2 separate regions of the Homo sapiens genome follow, and region 2 is linked to region 1. Evidence: chromatin contacts called from ENCODE Hi-C or POLR2A ChIA-PET data. All regions are on one chromosome and are shown on one strand. Each heading gives the region's core, a stretch centred on a gene start or an enhancer-like site at or near the end of the contact. The rest is flanking DNA. Distances are from core to core; before and after follow the strand shown.

Region 1 (4,797 bases), core at 878-3,377:
AGTGTAACTGCCCAACGGGTTCACCTTGCCTGCTGCCTAGACAGAGCTGATTTATCAAGACAGGGGAATTGCAATGGAGAAAGAGTAATTCATGCAGAGCCAGCTGTGGGTGAGACTGCAGTTTTATTACTCAAATCAGTTTCGGGGGATTGAAATTTTTAACAATAATTTGGTGGGTAGGGGCTTGGGAAGTGGGGAGTGTTGACTGGTCAAGTTGGATATGGAATCATAGGGGGCTCTAAGTGAGTTTTTCTTGCTATCTTCTGTTCCTGGGTGGGATCGCAGAACTGGCTGGGCCAGATTACTGGTCTGGGTGCTGTAAGTGAAACGAGGGAAGTTCCCCTATCCCCCTTGCAGGGCATGCCACAGCGGGAGTGGCTCACTGCTTCACAACCTCTAGGGGGAGCATGCAGAGGGGCAGGCTGTGGGGCTCCGACCCCATGGCAACCTCTAGGGGTGAATATAACATTTGGGTGGGAAGGCAGGAGTGCCTATCCTCACCTAGGTCCATGGGCACAGGCCCCAGGGTGGAGCCCTAGCCACGGACCCGCCTTTCTCTGCCCAGCACTTTCCTGCCCCGCTCCTGTATCATAAGCTGGTGCATCTGAATGCAGGGTCTGCAAAACATATCAAACAGTGATCTTAGGTTTTAAAACAGTGATGTTATTCCTGGGAGCAATTTGGGGAGGTTCAGACTCTTGCAGCTGGAGGCTGCATGGCCCCTGAATTGTAATTTCTAATCTTGTAATCTTGTGGCTAATTTGTTAGTCCTGCAAAGGCCGACTGGTTCCCAGGTAAGAAGGTTTTTTTGTTTTTTTGTTTTTTTTTAGTGGGGGGCAGCGGGAGGGAGAAAGGGCTATTATCAATTTTGTATCAGAGTTAAACTATAAACTAAATTCCTTCCCAAGGTTAGTTCGGCCTACGCCCAGGAATGAACAAGGACACCTTAAAGGTTAGATGTAAGATGGAGTCGGTGAGGTCTGATCTCTTTCACTGTCATAATTTCCTCAGTTACAGTTTTTGCAAAGGCAGTTTCAATAATAGTACTCTGTTTCCTGCAGTTTCTCTTCCTTCCTTCCCTTTTTTTCTTATCAAAGTAATATATGTACACACTTACGTGTAAATAATACATGTAGTATATCATATATTAATTATAAATAATATAATTAAACTACACATTTATTTAAAATAACATATTTATAACATATTATTTAAGTATTAGTTGATTATATTAAATATAATTAAATGTCATATTAATCTTATTATTATATATCATTTATACATTATAGAAATATATATAGCACAGAAGGGCTTCAGATAAAAAATAATAGTCCCCTGACATATCACGTCCTATCCCCTACCCCATTCTCCAGAAGGAACATCTTTGAACCCCTCTGGGCATTTTTCCTGGTGTGCATATCCCTACCAGTAGTCTTTCTGTTCTCAATTCTAGACTTCACTTATTTACAGATGGGGTCTCGCTATGTTGGCCAGGTTGGTCTTGAACTCCTGGCCTCAAGTGATCCTCCCTCCCCAGCCTCCCAAAGTGCTGGGATTAAAGGCATGACCCACCACTCCCAGCCCTAGACTTTATTTATTGACTTCTTACTATGGTACTTCCTTCACTTCCTGTTTTAAACAAGTGGGAAGATGAATGTGTGTGTTAAAATTCCTGATGAATCCCTGGTTTCAGCAATAACGATAATTTATACAGTATTTGCTATGTGGAAGACACAGTTCTAAGCGCTTTGGATGTATTAATCATTTAATTACAAACTCGATTGCAAGAATTAACAATAAAAAGCAGGAAGGCAAAGACAATGCTCGGTCTTCCCAGTCAAAAACCATTACCGGTAACCAGCAGTAAAAAAGAGAAGCTCAGAGGCACTGAAATTGCAACCGGCTCCTTTAATTCTCCATAGCGGATGGGTGGGGCCAGGCCCACCCACATTAGAGAGGCTGAAGGCTCCCAGCGCCCTACCCCGCCCGAGGGGCGGAGCCTGAGCCAAGGCCACGTGATGATGACAGACGGCACTCTGGCTTTCCTGGAGCTGTCTCTATGGTATTCTTCCCAGCCCACCCGTCCCTTTGGTAGCGGCAGTCACGTGACAGACTCCGGGGTAAGGCAGATGCCCACGTGATCCTGGCCTGCAGTTGGGTGGCTGCGGTGAGATACCTGGGTTCCTGAAGGGCGGGTGGTTAGGTCGTAACTACTGCCCCCGCCGGCTGACTCTCCGAGCGGCCGGGCTCGGAAGCCACGAGCCAGCTGAGGCGTTCTCCGCTTAGTGCCTACGGCATGGGTCAGCTCTTTCTGCCACCTCCGCCTTCGCGGTCCTCACCTCTTTGCGGGTGAAGTTACCTTTGGGTTTCCAGACCTTGGGGGCCTGAGGCCCAAACTCGGGACGAACCCCTAACCCACCTCTCTTTTCCTGTCATTCTCCAACTCTTACTTTGTACCACGGAATCACTTGGCCTTAAAGCTAGCCAGCTCGGCCGTGCCTTGAGGCCAGGTTCGAGAGATAAAGGTAACCGTGGGGAAAGCGGCCCCCCAGTGGACAAAGGCGGAGGCAAGAATAGAGCAGGCCTGAGGGCCATAGGCGATGAGAATAGGCAGTTGAGGGGTGAAAAAGAAAACAAACAAACAACAACAACAAACCCTGAAGAGTACTGAAGATTTAGAAGGGACTGGAAAGGACTTGTTGCGCAATGGAAGAATCTGACTCTGAGAAAACGACGGAGAAAGAAAATCTGGGGCCGAGAATGGATCCACCACTAGGGGAACCGGAAGGATCGCTTGGGTGGGTGAAGGGTATTTGTGAAACCTGGAAGTGGGGGTGTTCAAATTGAAGAGAGTATTGTGAATTAGAACACTTCTCCCCACCCCGCACCATGATAAATTGCTTTGATTTACCAGTAATGTTGATTGGGATTATGCTTTGGACGACAGGATAAACTGGAAAGCGAATTGGTGCTAACTGATCAGAAACAACCCTTGGGAAGGGGCTGATATTCCTGGTGGTGGTGCTGGGGGAGTGTTCTAATTAAAGCAGTTATGAGTTGCTTTGAATTATCAGTAAAGGAGATTTGCTGTCACCAGGTTGGGGATGGAAAGACTAGAAAGAAGATTTGCATTTCCAGGTCAGAGCTTGAGGGTGTTTTCTGTGCCAATTTGTACCTGAATTTGAGACTTACATCTACTTTGTGTCTGTGATGAGTGAAATAGGGCTTGGAAGGACAGCTGAAGGACTAAAAAGATACTTCCAGATTTTAAAATTAGGAGGCTGAATGTTTTTTATACATAGAAGATATTCAATACTCAGTCCTCAAGTAGAGGATATCAATATATTCTGTTTTTTTAGAAATAGAAGATATTGTTTGATTAAAGCAGCTGTGTTGCTTTGATTAAGATGATGAAAAATTGAATCTTGAATTTTAATGGCTCATTTGTATTCCTAAATAAATCTTCCTAGGAGTTCTCTCTTGAACTTCTAATTAGGAGATAGAGAGTATACACACAGTTTTATAATTTAGGAAAATGGGACCTCTATTCATCTGAGGTCCCACACACACAGCTGTACTCAGCCGTTGTACTAAACATGCTCTTTTGTACCTCCATGTTTATTTATACTTCATTAATTTCAATTTCTAAGGGAATTGGATCATGGAAACTGTTTTTTGGTTTATATCTGCAGGTGGGTGCTACCAAATACAGCCATGAAGAAAAAGGTAAGACGTGTTAGATACGTCAAAACCATGAAGGTAAAGGTAAGAAGTTGATATTCAGGAACTTTGTGACATATATACACCATCTTTTCTGGACTATTGCAGGAGCCTTCTGTGTGGTCTGTCTGACTCTCTTCTCCTTGTATGCTATCAGATTTAATTTTTCTAATATGAAAATCCGACTGAGTCATCTACATACTTAAGAACCTTTAGTAACTTCTTTAAGCCCATGGAATAAAATCCAAATGATTTCATGGCCCTTTAAAATCTGTTCCTGACCAAACCCTGTGCCACACTTATGCACCCTATCACAGCCCTACAGAATTTATTGTTCTCCAGATTTACAAATTAATTTGCACTTTGTGTAAGCCATATACACACACCATACAGGCCTCTGTCTGCACATTTATTTTTAACCTAACTCAAGTGTTACCACTATAAGGTCTTATTGAGTTCTTCAGATAGAATTGGACACACCTTCCTTTGTGCTCTCATAGTACTGTGCCCTACGTTGGGGTTTAGGCAGAATTGCTAAGAGTGCAGCTCAAGCTAATTTCTTAACCTTTTGGGGCTTCAGTTTCCTCATTTGTAAAATGGTAGTAATAATATTAACTGTATCGTAAGATTGTTGTGACGTTTAAATTAGTAAATGCCTGTAGAACACTTAGATCAGTACCTAACATGATTAGCCTTGGTAAGTCTTTCATAGGCAATTGAAAGAGGTACACTGTATAAATTAATAACCGAAGGAAATGTACCATATTTAGCCTTAGCTTCATCTAATAATTCAGTTCTGTAACTACAGTTTGCTAAGAGAATGTTCTTGATGAGCCTGTCTGAAGTTGCTTTCATTGAGAATGCCTAAAAGTACAGAAATTTCTACATGATTAAGAACAAAAATTAGCTTGATTTAATCATTCTGCATTGTATACATATATCAAACATTGCATTGTACCTCCTAAATATAAAGAGTTATTGTTTTTCAATTAAAATTTTAAAGTACAAAAGCAAACTTTTTGTAGCAACTTTAGACTGGCTCAGCAGTGGCATTTCCTTAGTGAGATAAAGTTATAT
Region 2 (4,859 bases), core at 251-2,750, 200 kb after region 1:
AATGTCGCAACTCTCTTTTATAAGTATTCTTGTATTATTTAGTAATTCAACTTCTCACTATCTTTCCTTGAATGGAAATAAGATTAGAGAGATAACAGGAGCCCCAGAAAGTAAGTAGATAAAGGAAGTTGTTTCTACCTCTGGGTTCCCATAGCACTAGACTCAGCAGTCTAAGGATATCTTAATCATGATTGTCCCCAGTGCCTAGAACATAGAAGGAACCCAGTGAATACTTGTTGAGGGAATAAGTCAATCAATGAGTTTGGGGAAATTATCTACCTATCTTGAGACTTTCTGGCAGATTATACATCATTTTTCATGTTCCTGGTCAACTATATGTAGATCATGCATATAGGTACCCAGACAGAGATATACATGCTCATTCAGAAATTGCCATCCAATCCTGATACATGCAAACTCATAAAGATATATCTCCACACAAATGAATACTTGGCATATTTGTTTTCTGATGCTGTAAAATGTACCACAAAATGGGTGCCTTAAAACAGCAGAAATTTATTCTCTCACAGTTCTTGAGGCTAGAAATCTGAAATAAAAAATAAAAGTATTGGCAAGGCCATGCTCCATCGAAAACCTCTAGAAAGAATCCTTCCTGGTCTCTTTCAGCTTCTGGTAAGTCCAGATATTCCTTGGCTTGTGGCAGTATAACTCTAATTTCTGTCTCTCTCTTCACATGGCTATGTCTGTGTGTATATGAGCGTGTCCGTGTGTGTGTGTGTGTGTGTGTCTTCACTTGTCACTTTCCTCTTCTTTATAAGGACACCAGTCATAATGAATTAGGGCCACCTTAATGATTTCATCTTGATTACATTTGCAAAGACTTTATTTTCAAATAATGTCACATTCACAAGTACTGATGGCTAGGACTTCAACATATCATTTTAAAGGTCACATTACCACCCAAAATGGTCTTCCTTTGGCCCTCCAAAATTTATGCCCTTCCCATGGGCAAAACACATTCACTCTATCACAACATCTCCAAAAGTTCTAACCCATTCCGGCATCAATTCTAAGTCTTAAAAATCTCACCTAAATTTAATCAACTCAAAGAGTCCCAAAACTCATCTTCTACTTCATCTGCGTAAGGAAGGATGAGACTCAGGGTGTGGTCCATCCTGGGGCAAAATTTCTCTCTTCTGTGGACCTGTGAAACCTAGAAAAAAAGTTAGCTGCTCCCAAAATACAATGGAGTTTTCAGATTAAGAGGGTGGATAGAAGGCATGACTAGCTTGCAGCTCCTGGTCAGACTGATAGAGCAGTGTGTGGAGACTCACTTCGTGAACTTTTGCTCCCAAGAACTACCACAGGAACACACCAGGAAAGCCAAGAAAATCCAGAGATCCTTTGAAGGAACTGGATTACCGCTGCAAACTCCTGAGACACTGAAAAACTGTGAGCCTGCTTGCTCTCTCAACAGGGAGGTTCGTGGTCTGGGGCGAGTTCTCAGCCCTGGTCACCGGCTGCCTCGAAATAGACTCAGTGATGTTGGCGGGGGCATGGGGGAAGTGAAACCCGCTTTTAGGATTGCAGGCTGTGTGAGAGCTGGGTGAGGCCTGTGACTGCCAGGTGTCCCGCACTTCCCTGGCTACCTGTATGACTCAGCAGAAGCAGCCATAATCCCCCGGGAATATAACACCATTAGACAGGGAACCACACCCCAGCCCCTACAGCAGCCACAGCAAGCCCGGCCCAAGGATAGGCTGAGCTCAGACATGCCTATCTCTGCCCCCACCTGGTGGTCTTTCTCTACCTGCTAGCTGAAGGCAAAGGTCATAATATTTTGGGAGCTCTGTGGCCCTGCCTGCTGCCTGAGAAACCTGAATACTTAACCAGGTGTCTCTAGGGCAAGTTTGCCTCCTCCCTATAGGACTGCAGCTATTGCACTCTTGAAAGCACCACTTCCTGGCTGGAGGCCAACCAACACAAAACCAGCCCACTAAACAAAAACACAACCAAGGACCTGCACCAAGTCCACTTCACTTCCCTGCTACCTCCACCAGAGCAGATGCTGGTATCCACGGCTACAAGACCTGAAGATGAATCATATCACAGGAGTCTTTGCAGAAACTCCCCAGTACCAGCTCAGAGCATGGTAGCTCCCCCGGGTGGCTAGACCTAGAAGAGCAAAAACAATTACTACAGTTCCTCTGTACTGTAGGAAGCCCCATTCCTAGGGGAAGGGGGAAAACACCACATCAAGGGAGCACCCCGTGGGACAAAATAATCTGATCAACAGCCCTTGAATTCCAGATCTTCCCTCTGACATGGTCTACCCAAATGAGAAGGATACAAAAAAAACAATTCTGGTAATATGACAAAACAAGGATCTTTAACATACCCAAAATATCCTGCCAGCTCACCAGCAATGGATCCAAACCATGACGAAATCTTTGAACTGCGAGAAAAAGAATTCAGAATGTCTGTCATTAAGCTAATCAAGGAGGCAATAGAAAAAGGTGAAGTCCAACTTAAGTAAATCAAAAACATGATACAGGATAGGAAAGGAAAATTCTTCAGTGAAATACATAGCATAAATAAAAAACAATCACAGCTTCTGGAAATCAAGGACACACTTAGAGAAATGCAAAATGCAGTGGAAAATCTCAGCAATAAAATCAAACAAGCAGAAAGAACTTCAGAGCTCGAAGACAAGACTTTTGAATTAACCCAGTCCATCAAAGACAAAGAAAAAAGAATTTTAAAAAATGAACAAAGCCTCCAAGAAGTTTGGGACTATGTTAAATATCCAAACCTAAGAATAATTGGTGTTCCTGATGATGAAGAGAAATATAAAAGTTTGAAAAACATATTTGAGGGAATAATCAAAGAAAACTTACTCGGCCATGCTAGACATCTAAACTTAAAAGTAAAACCCCAAACTATAAAATTCCTAGTAGAAGAGAATCAAGGCAATACCGTTCAGAACATAGACACAGGCAACCATTTCATGATGAAGCCGCCAAAAGCAATTGCAACAAAAGCAAAAATTGAGAAATGGGATCTAATTAAAGAGCTTCTGCACAGAAAAAGTAACTATAATCAGAATGAACAGACAACCTACAGAACTGGAGAAAATACTTTCAAACTATGCATCTGACAAAGGTCTAATATTCAGCATATACAAGGAACTTAAATTTATAAGAAAAAATCCCATTAATTCATCTTGAGTCAATTTTTGTATCAGGTGTAAGGAAGGGGTCCAGTTTTAATTTTCTGCATGTGGCTAGCCAGTTTTCCCAGCATCATTAATTTAATAGGGAATCCTTTCCCAGTTGCTTGTTTTTGCCAGGTTTGTCGAAGATAAGATGGTTGTAGATGTGTGACCTTATTTCTGAGATCTCTATTATGTTCCATTGATCTATGTATCTGTTTTTGTATGGGTACCATGCTGTTTTGGTTACTATCGGCTGTAGTATTGTTTGCAGTCAGGTAGCATGATGCCTCCAGCTTTGTTCTAAAACCCAAAATTATAAAAACTCTAGAAGAAAATCTAGGCAATACCATTCAGGGCATAGGCATGGGCAAAGATTTCATGACAAAAACATCAAAAGCAATGCTACGAAAGCAAAAATTGACAAATGGGATCTAATTAAACTAAAGAGCTTCTGTACAGCAAAAGAAACTCTCATCAGAGTGAAGAGACAACCTACAGAATAGGAGAAAATTTTTGCAATCTATCCTTCAGACAAGGTTCTAATATCCAGAATCTATAAGGAATTTAAACAAATGTACAAGAATAAAAAAACCCCATTATAAAGTGGGTAAAGGACATGAATAGACACTTCTCAAAAGAAGACATTTATGTGGCCAACATACATATCAAAAACAAACTCAACATCATTCATCATTGGAGAAATACAAATCAAAATCACAATGAGATAACATCTCATGCCAGTCAGAATGATGATTATTAAAAAGTCAAGAAACAACAGATGCTGGCAAAGCTGTGGAGAAATAGGAATGCTTTTACACTGTTGGTGGGAATGTAAATTAGTTCAACCATTGTGGAAGACAGTGTGGCAATTCCTCAAAGACCTAGCAGCAGAAATACCATTTGACTCAGCAATCCCATTACTGGGTATATACCCAAAGAAATATAAATCACTGTATTGTAAAAATACATGCATACGTATGTTCATTGCAGCACTATTCACAATAGCAAAGACATGGAATCAACCGAAATATCCATCAGTGATAGACTGGATAAAGAAATATGCTACATTACACAATGGAATACTATGCAGCCATAAAAAGGAATGAGATCTTGTCCTTTGTAGGACATGGATGGAGCTGGAAGCCATTATCCTCAGCAAACTAACACAGGAACGGAAAACCAAACACTGCGTGTTCTCACTTATAATGGGAGGTGAACAATGAAAATGCATGGATACAGGGAGGGGAACAACACACGCTGGGACCTGTCAGGGGGACAGCAGGGGGAGGGAGAGCATCAAGATAAATAGCTAATGCATGTGGGGCTTAATACCTATGTGATGGGTTGATAGGTGCAGCAAACCACTATGGAACACTTTTACCTATGTAACAAACCTGCACGTCCTGCACACATATCCTGGAACTTAAAATAAAATCGAAAGAAAGAAAAAATCCCATTAAAAAATGGGCAAAGGCCATGAATAGACACTTCTCAAAAGAGGATATACATGTGGCCAACAAACATATGAAAAAAAGCTCAATATCACTCTGATCATTAGAGAAATGGAAATCGAAACCACAGTGAGATACCATCTCACACCAGTCAGGATGCCTATTATTAAAAAGTCCAGAAACAACAGATGCTGGTGAGATTTTAGAGAAAATGAAACTCTTTTGCACTGTTG

What was found. A loop is a pair of places that touch in the nucleus more often than their neighbours do. ChIA-PET counts read pairs that join two places held with the same protein, here RNA polymerase II (POLR2A). Pooled maps may share reads with other maps.
Region 2: a map of esophagus muscularis mucosa shows a loop between it and region 1 (3-fold over the local background). The contact joins the enhancer-like site here to the promoter of RRAGB in region 1. A Hi-C loop is called at or near these places in 18 of 168 maps with a recorded cell type or tissue (B cell, CD4-positive, alpha-beta T cell, CD4-positive, alpha-beta memory T cell and 12 more), 37 of 37 single-sample maps with no recorded cell type and 31 of 50 pooled maps. POLR2A ChIA-PET finds 5 or more read pairs at or near these places in 12 of 52 experiments (CD4-positive, alpha-beta T cell, CD4-positive, alpha-beta memory T cell, GM12878 and 8 more).

The regions. Positions count from the first base shown.
Region 1 is chrX:55,715,622-55,720,418 of GRCh38, forward strand. It overlaps RRAGB (Ras related GTP binding B), which reads left to right and starts at 2,128. Exons shown (of 10, transcript NM_006064.5): 1 at 2,128-2,798; 2 at 3,693-3,726. The coding sequence starts at 2,707. RefSeq lists enhancers at 2,257-2,456, 2,617-2,746.
Region 2 is chrX:55,918,016-55,922,874 of GRCh38, forward strand. It overlaps a transcript of KLF8 not described here. Among named protein-coding and RNA genes, the nearest start is that of RRAGB, 200 kb to the left of the region's middle. RefSeq lists enhancers at 976-2,175, 1,627-1,876. Within about 2 kb of position 1,501, at least 2 of the 41 ENCODE cell types and tissues checked have a DNase peak (open chromatin) inside an H3K27ac peak, as active enhancers do; they include GM12878, where a contact is called at or near this core.